2 separate regions of the Mus musculus genome follow, and region 1 is linked to region 2. A link is a contact called in ENCODE Hi-C or POLR2A ChIA-PET data. All regions are on one chromosome and are shown on one strand. Each heading gives the region's core, a stretch centred on a gene start or an enhancer-like site at or near the end of the contact. The rest is flanking DNA. Distances are from core to core; before and after follow the strand shown.

The links. A loop is a pair of places that touch in the nucleus more often than their neighbours do. ChIA-PET counts read pairs that join two places held with the same protein, here RNA polymerase II (POLR2A).
Region 1: POLR2A ChIA-PET joins it to region 2 with 18 read pairs in Patski. The contact joins the promoter of Zfyve16 here to the promoter of Fam151b in region 2. A Hi-C loop is called at or near these places in 1 of 37 maps with a recorded cell type or tissue (v-Abl transformed pro-B cells). POLR2A ChIA-PET finds 5 or more read pairs at or near these places in 1 of 5 experiments (Patski).

The regions. Positions count from the first base shown.
Region 1 is chr13:92,527,417-92,532,085 of GRCm38, reverse strand. Zfyve16 (zinc finger, FYVE domain containing 16) reads left to right here and starts at 1,276. Exons shown (of 18, transcript NM_173392.4): 1 at 1,276-1,387.
Region 2 is chr13:92,481,143-92,485,634 of GRCm38, reverse strand. Fam151b (family with sequence similarity 151, member B) reads left to right here and starts at 1,604. Exons shown (of 6, transcript NM_001163627.1): 1 at 1,604-1,707. The coding sequence starts at 1,683. Gm52060 (a long non-coding RNA gene) reads right to left here and starts at 1,562. Exons shown (of 3, transcript XR_003950692.1): 1 at 1,499-1,562; 2 at 616-690.

The DNA of each region.
Region 1 (4,669 bases), core at 27-2,526, 47 kb before region 2:
TTTATATGTGAATTTGTGTTAACTTATATCCACACCAGGATATGAGAGTATCCACACTATTCTCACCAATGAATTCATCTATAAATTAAGCAAATTGGTAAAACAGATTTATGGAGAATACACTGTTTCTGCTATATTAAGTTTGAACATCAATAAAATGTGGTAGACATGCTATTTTGTGAACTGATTTGCATATACTTTAAAATGTTGTTTTGTTCATTTAAAATAACTCTTATTTGTCCTTACATTGTACTATATACTTTTGCCCCTAATTTGTATGCACAAGCCACTGCTTCTGAATTGAGGTTCCAAAAAGACGACGGCCCCATTTTATCTGTGACAGTGTCCAACGTATAAAAGTGAAAATACACACTGTACTTTGTAGAATTATTCTTATATTTTTGGTTGTGAGACTAGCCTTTAACGGCTGAGCCATCTCTCCAGCCCTTGTGGAATTATTCTTAAGATTAATTAGCTAATGTAAGCGAAGCATCTCTTTTGCATTGTCTGTCAAAGAACAGGCCAGTCACCTTACACAACCAAAAGTTTTGCTCTTGGCAAAAATCAGAGTTTAGAAGGGGAACCAGAAGTAGAGATGCAGAATCTCTGAAAGATAAACTACAGTTGCCAATTACTGAATTGAGGACCTGAGCTCTGACTGTGAAGTCTCTTGAGTACAAATCACAGCAGCGATAACGCTTGTAATCTCTCGAAAGCCTAGGCGAGCCAGCAGTCCCCAAGCTGGTCCGGATACTAATTTTCTCTTCGCTCTCTTTGAATTTTAGAAAACTCGTGGTGAAAATGCGAAGGCCGAAGCAGAGAGCGCGCGCGAGGCATCGGGCATCTCCTTCCGAGAGGGTAGCTGGCTTCTGGTTTTAGACAGCAGCCGCTCTGGAGGCTACAGAGGGTTGGAAATGCAGAAGTACAGCCAGAAGTGCAGGGCGGCGTCGGCCAATCCGCTCACCCAAGGACCGGCATTTAGGAGCTGCCCGGAGGTGAGATACAGTGTCGGCCGCTGGATTTGGCTGGTGCAAACCGGAGTGCCGGGTCAGCTGAGCTGTGGCACTAGTCACCTCCTGAGGCCAGCAGAAGAGCGTCCTTGGAACAGCGTCCGAGCGCAGGATCCCAACGGAGTCGCCTGGCCACTTCCGGCGCGCCCGCGTGGACTGGCTCGGACCCGAGCAGCGCGCATGCGCATAGATCAAGCCTCCCGGAGGGGGCGTGGCAGCGGGAAGCATTCTCTGCGCCTGCGCCCTTCTCTGCTAGGTCGGCTGGGGACGAGCTCTAGGCTGGCGTCGCGCTGTCCTGGGTGTCGTGGCCGGGTTACTCTTCACGCCTCACTGCGGCGTCGCGTCGAGTCCCCGAGAGCTCGGCGGGGTGTGGGGAGGTAAGAGCCTCGGAGCCGCCACCGGCCTCTCCTCAGCGTACTGCGGGCGGAGGGGCGGGGCGGCCTCGGACTCGCTAGGCTGCGACGGCCCGGCCTCGCCTTCCTCCGGGACCCGCCTGCCACCCTGGGCTCTGTGCGGCCGAGATACCCGACCCCATCGCGGGCTGGGCTGGGCCGGGTCGGGCCGCACTGGATCCCGCGAGTCCCCGCGGCGCCTGTTGTCGCCGCCTCCTCCGTTTCACTGATGCCTCAGTGTTCGCTCGCTGTCTTTGGTGCCTCTGAAGAGATGACCTTAACTTTTAACAGTTAACCTGTTTGTGCGACCGTGATTGCAATTTGTTACATTCCAGACTCATGTTCTTGGTTAGCCATGTCAGAAAACCAGCCCGTAAATTTAAATATTAACTTCATCTTTTAATTCAAAGAATAAGTTGGTGATGTCATCCGGTTCCGTCACTTACTCGGCTGAGTTTGGCATTTCTCGAGTTGGCAAAAGTTTAGTGGTTTGATCGTGTCTGTCCGATTTTTCACATAACTTCTTTTTTCCCCCTTCTCTTTGATATTAAACTACACATTTAGTGGCAAGCTATTTAAAAATTAGAGGAGGGAATTAGGAATGAGCTAGTCACCATTCCACCGTGCAAAAGTAACCAGCCGCTTACCATTTTGACATTTTTCTTTGTCCTTTTTTTTTTTTTTTTTTTTTTTTTTTGGCCCCTGTTGCATTTTAAACTTAAAATGATAAGAGTGTTGCTCACCTTTCCCATGTTTTTAAAAGCTGTACACATATACCCATTACATTTTTTTACTATACACATAATAATATGAGCAAAAACAATCTTTTGAAGTAGCTACCTTACAAATAAAACTAATTTTTTTGTCCCCAGTCATAATGCCAATTACACATAGTATCCTATATGGTTGAAGATAATGACAATTGAAAAATATTCAAGAAAATGTAATTGTTAATGCAGAATATTTACCATTTTGAAAATTAAAACTCTGGAAATTCTTTTTTTTCTTCACATATTCACTTAAAAATAGTCATACAATGAAGCAAATACTTTATTATATTAAAAAATCTTGGTTGTTTTTAAATTCTAATTCTAATGTACATTGAACATTTTCTTCATGATCATATTACTGTCTTTCACAATTTTATACCCCTTACAGTCTAGTGTCCAACTGCCTTCTAATATATTTTTATTATTTTTATATTGTTAGAATATTTTATATCATTTTTAAGGAAAATAATAAAATTATCTCCTTTTCTCTTTTTAAGTAAAATGTAGAGAGACATAATTTAGCTTTGAAAGGCTTACATAATCCCTACACTAGATTTAGTTTAGTACTTGTTCCTCCGTATTTTCCCCCTTGCTAATACTATTTTAACAATTTTTGTGGAAAATGGATTTATGTTGTACAGAGTTTTGTGATTTTCTTTCTTTCAGCGTTGTGTATTGGATAGTTCTACAGAAGTATGTGTAACCCAGGTCATAGCTTTATGCACACAGGTTTAGGGATCATTAGTTGTTTCATGTCAGGCTTCTATATTCTTCTGTATCTTTTCCTAGGTCGCTTCCATTCACAGTGGTGCATTACTGATTTACAAATCTTTATCTCAGAATCCTCTCTGTATTCCAGGTTCTTACATTCAACAGTGTCTTGGACATCTTCCCCGGGATGTTCTCAAGGTACTTCAGGCAGTAGTCCAGAAGGTGTTTTCCTTCTTCCTGCTCCTCTTGAGTTGCCTGTGATGGTCAATGCATTGCTATTGGTTTCCCCAGTCACCCAGCGTGGGGATCTGTTGGTAATGCCAGCCTTCCCCTTTGTTTCCGTCTCCAAGAGACTACTACTGTACAGATAAGAGCTACTTATCTGTTTCATCTTCACCTTGGTCTCTGTTTATGTCCTCATTGTCTCTCACCTTAGCAATTCTAGAAGTTGTATTTTTGTTTTATTGTTTTATTTTCTTATTAATTGTCCCTGTTGTTACCAACTTTTTAAAACCATGAAGAGACTTTTAAAACCATTTTAAAAGTAAATATTACAAAAATTTGTTTGGAAATCTGAGAGTATTTAAATGGTTAAATTAGTAAAAATATCTCAAATCATTGTCGGGCTGGCATGAGGGCTTAATGGGTAAAGGAGCCTTGCAGCCAAAGCCTGACAGCCTGAAGAGTTAGACCCCTTCCATGCATGATGGAGGACAGAATTAGCTTCTGGAAGGCCTCTTCTGGCAGCCATATCCACACAAGTAAATACATAGAAGTCACTGAATAAAGCTCACTCTGATATACATGAGATTAAAAACAAATCTTATCAACACTTATCCACACAAACATTAAATAGAGACTGCGTCATACATTGTGTTTGTTTCTTCAATGTATAATAGATTACTGGCCACAAAGTACAGTCTGTTTAGTTTAAATGAGAAAATCCACAGCTTAGTAGTAGTTCATGTTAAAGAGTTTCAATGGAAAGTATTTGCATTGTCCTACTTTTTACAGATTGCTGAATTGTGGTGTTTCCTGTATTTTGGGCACTTCAAATGATATGCTTACTGGTGTGTTGTTATGTTGAGACACTCTGCAAATAGATGTTCTTTAATGGAATCTTTGATTTGTTTTTAAAATCCTCTGACTTTCGCTAGTGAAAACTGTTTTGAGAACTTGTCTTAGTCAGGGTTTCTATTCTTGGACAAACATCATGACCAAGAAGCAAGTTGGGGAGGAAAGCGTTTATTCAGCTTACACTTCCATACTGCTGCTCATCACCAAAGGATGTCAGGACTGGAACTCAAGCAGGTCAGGAAGCAGTAGCTGATGCAGAGGCCATGGAGGGATGTTCCTTACTGGCTTGCTTCCCCTGGCTTGCTCAGCCTGCTCTCTTATAGAACCAAGACTACCAGCCCAGAGATGGCACCACCCACAAGGGGACCTTTCCCCCTTGATCACTAATTGAGAAAATGCCTTACAGTTGGATCTCATGGAGGCACTTCCCCAACTGAAGCTTCTTTCTCTGTGATAACTCCAGCCTGTGTCAAGTTGACACACTACTAGCCAGTACAGAACTTTTGTTGGGTTTTTTGTTTTGTTTTTGTTTTTGTTTTTTATTTTTCAAGACAGGGTTTTTCTGTGTAGACCTGGCTGTCCTGGAACTTGTTTTGTAGACCAGGTTGGCTTCAAACTCAGAGATCCATCTGCCTCTGCCTCCCAAGTGCTAGGATTAAAGGTACATGCTACCACTACCTGATGATAGATCTTTTATGCATTCTATATT
Region 2 (4,492 bases), core at 355-2,854:
ATCGTGTGTGCCATCCCATGAATTGGAGGTAGTAGCAGCAGTGATCTTATTCCTCTCTGTTTCTTAAAGTGCACAAGACATTGGAATTGCTGTAATTATTGTGCTGTGTGAGAGAACACTTGAATCTGTTTCTCCCACCTGAAATGTGTCCTGACATCTTACATCGCCCCACTATCTCCCTTTCCTCTGCCAACTCTGCCCTTCAGCACCAGCAACCACCATCATCAGTTTTTGTCCAGGTCAGCATTCTTAGGTCAGTGATAGAAGTGAAATCATGCAGCCTTGGTCTTCCTGGGCCTGTCCTCCTTCACCCAACATCTGACAGTTCATCCTTGTTGCAAATAACAGGGTCTCCTATATGAACCCTGAACTTCATGATGGGCCTTGCTACATTTTATCTATTCATCTACTGGTGGATCTTAGGTTGGTTTTGTGTCTTGCTTTTAGGAGTTAACATTGCAGTGAGCACAGGGCACAGCTGCCTACCTGACAGTGATTTCCTTTACATACGCAACGACTCATAGTTTTTAACTTTTCCAGGGTCATCCACACCGTGTTCATAGTGACATTTCTTACTTACAGTGTAGCATTGTGTAGTCATACTATATTAATTACCTGGGTTATGGAGTGTAAGTAGGTTCCATTGCTTCTGTCTGAACGTTTTTTACTCCGCGATTGGTAAAAAGCATCCTAATTGCAGAAAGGAACAAAAATCCATTAGAAATCTTGCCTGTATTCGTAGGAGTACTTTGATAATAGCAATTTCATTACTAACAAGGCTGGTGGTTAGAACTTCCAGGGTGAGGGTGTTGGAATGTTGAAGCTCTAGCAGCATCTTCTTGTGCTGTGTTTAGCTCCCTTAATTGCATTGCTTACTTGACCTCATGTCCTTGTGACTAGGTGAAACTTTTGGAATGTGTTAACACAGTACCAGCCTGAAACCCAAGAACCGTCGGATAGGAACGGAAACGTGCACTCAGTTTGCTGTAAACTGCATGCCTGATGTTTCCACAAAAGTATTTGAAATTTTCCAGGATATATAACTTTCTTAAACAGCGAAAAACACTACTAAACTATGCAATATGTCTGGGGCAACTGGTTTCGTGTTCTAGAACGATTATCACTCATACTTGGTTCAGGAATAAACTCTTGAGGTGAGAGGTGTGTGGTTTATGCTGTTTGTAAAGAAGTAAGTTTAAATGTGAAGATACAGGTAGAAAACCAAAGACCATAAAGCAATGGGGCTATATTTTCTGGCTGAGCTGGAGGAAATCCAGAGACTTTGGAGACCCGGTTGAGGCCAAAATTGCCACTCAAGTCAGAGTGACTTAAAAATTTTACTCTCTGAAGGGTTGGGCGAGAACCACTTCCGTTTGTGCTGTCAGGTAATGTATTCTAGCTTTGCAGCCCGCTGTACCCTAGAATGAGTAGCTCCACACCAGAACTGGACCACTGCACTATGGGAAATGTGCCCCGCAATCCTCTCCCCGCGACCCACCTCCTCTCTTCCCACTATCCCCGCTTCTCTCCCTGCCCCAAGCCTAGCAGTTCCAGTGCGCATGCGCACCTTTTACATCACTGGCGCAGAGGTTCCGGTCAGGTCATCTGGCTTCCGCCAGGAAGACAACCAGGAGACTGCCAACCTTGTGCACCTGCGCAGATCGCTGCGTCTGTCTGTCACCATGGCAGCATGTGCAGGGGGCCCGGGTAAGTGTGGAGGGTTCAGCGGGCAGGGTACCGCCTACTCTTTTTCCTGTTTTGTTATTGAGTTGTAAATGCCAGTGTCTGCGGGGTGTTCAAGTGGTGGCTGATTTAACTGAGGCCGAAGAGTATCTCCGTGTGACAAAGGTAGAAACAATTTAGGGTAAATCGATTGTTTAGATACAAAAGGAAAATTCATTTTTGATATTAAAAGTTCAAAATGGTTCAGTAAGGTCTCTAGTCCTTCCCAATCATTAGCCCATTTCCCCCTCAAATTTCTGCTACACATTCGTGGGTGGATCCTTCCAAAAAGGTCTTACATACATACCACATTATCTTTTTTTTTTAACCTTTCACTTTTTGTTTGTTTGTTTTGTTTTATTTGTATGAGTACACTGCAGCTGTCTTGAGACACGCCACAAGAGGGCATCGGATTCCATTACAGATGGTTGAGAGCCACCATGTGGTTGCTGGGGAAGTGACCTCAGGACCCCTGGAAGAGCAGTCAGTGCCCTTAACTGCTAGGCCATCTCTTCAGCCCTCTACCTTCTTTATTTTATTTTTTTTTAAGATTTTTCATTTATTAAATGTAAGTACACTGTAGCTGTCTTCAGACACCCCAGAAGAGAGCATCAGATTTCATTACGAATGGTTGTGAGCCACCATGTGGTTGCTGGGATTTGAACTCAGGACCTTCAAATTTGAAGAGCAGTTGGTGCTCTTAACCTCTGAGCCATCTCTCCGTCTCTGCTTTTTAACACACACATAAACATTAAATATTTCTTTATTTTGCATAAAACCTTTGAAGATTTTAAACAATGTATTTTGATCAATTTATCTTTCCCTCTCCCCCAGATCTTACCAAACCTCTCTTCAACTTCACACTCTTTTTATTTGTTCTTATATTTATCAAACGTCAAAGAAGGAATAGAGTGGACTCTCTCAAGGTTGGGGGCCTCCCTCTGGTTTTGTACTGTGAATTTTAAGAAAGTTTCTGTAAATGTTTATGGTGCATATTTATTGGGTAAGGTGAGACTTTTCCCCTCCCAACCCATAGTAGATCAATTCAATATCAATTTCTTAGGTATTTCTTCCCACGAGGCCCACAAAAGAGGGAGAGGTAGGTGTCAAAATCACATTGGCAGGGCTGGAGAAAGAGCTCATTTGCAAAGCTTCTTGCCTTGCAGGCATGAGGACAAGAGTTCCATCCACACAGCCTGTGTGAAAACCAGGGACCCTGGTACAGGAGGGCACTGGGGGGGATGGGAACAGATGGATCCATGGAAGGAGATAGCACACCACTCAGAGTTGTCTTCTTGGTAAGCTCCAGGTTAGCAAGCCTCCCTCTCTCAAAACACAAGAATGACATCTGTGACTGTCCTCTGGTCTCCTCATGCACATGCTCACACAGCCATACCACACTGTAATACAATGGCACTGGCTCTTTGGAAGATGCGCGCCCTTCCTTAGTGAACAAGTGTAGAGAAAAGCGCTGGTGCTTTAGATGTTTCTTATGCAAAGGAAACAACATAACTGTGGCTTAAGGACATCTAACACGCAAGGGGGCATTCTGACAGGAGACACCGCCCCACCCTGCAGCTGTTTTCAATTCCCTCGTCTGAATCAAATCTCAAAGGCCTAAGAGCACTGTGCTAACAGGGATGCTCTTCTCCAGGAGGTGTGGATGACAGTGTTCTTGCCTTTCTGGCCCCTTGGCTCACAGGGTCTCTTCCTGCACCTTTCAAGTCAGAAATAATTGATTGAGTTCTTCTCACTATATCACCTCAACTTTTACTGGCCTTTCTCCCTGTAGACTTATAAGGACCTTGTTATTAAAATGTATACACTCATATAAATGTCCTTTTATTTCTGATTAGCAACCTTAAGTTCCGTAAAATATCTTGTGCCCTCGCTTTCTTGAAATTTAAAAAAAAAAAAAGACGCAAGTTCACAAAGATGCTGAAGGCGTCTGACTAGCAGCCTTAGTTTCTTCCTTCCTGTGTAATACATGGACAGGTCCCCATTACCCCTCCTTCTGTAGGGGCTCCATTGCTCTAATGCTTTCTTCACTTCTGTCTCTGAAATTCTACTGTACCTAGAGAGCTGTCTTGTTCATTTTAAGGGCCATAGAATGGACCCTATGTAGTGTTAACAAGCATTTGAAGTTTTACTCCTGCTATTACAGGCAATGCATTATGTTTCTTTTTTTTTTTTTTTTAAACATTCTCTTTTTTTTTTTTTAAGATTTATTTATTATATGTAAGTACACTGTAGCTGTCTTCAGACACTCCAGAAGAGGGAGTCAGATCTCGTTACGGATGGTTGTGAGCCACCATGTGGTTGCTGGGATTTGAACTCTGGACCTTCGGAAGAGCAGTCGGGTGCTCTTACACACTGAGCCATCTCACCAGCCCCATTATGTTTCTTGAATGGAATATATTCTCCCAAATGAGTTTGTCTATGGAATAAATCCATAGAACTAGAATTTCTCAATCAAAGGGCAGATGTTCTTTGTGGTGGTTTGAATAGGAATGGCCCCCCATGGGCTTCTAAGTTCCAGTGAGTGCTTGGTCTGTAGTTGGTAGAACTATTTTGGGAAGGATTGAGAGGCCTGGCCTTATTTGAGGAGGTGTGCCATTGGGAGCAAGCGTTGAAGTTTCAAAAACCCCATGACAGGCCCGAACCCCTGCCTTGGCTTAAACTTTAAATAAGATCTAAGTCCTTAGCTAAGTCTCTAGCCCCATGCCTGCCTACCTTCTCCCTGCTATGACAACCATGAATTCACTCTCTG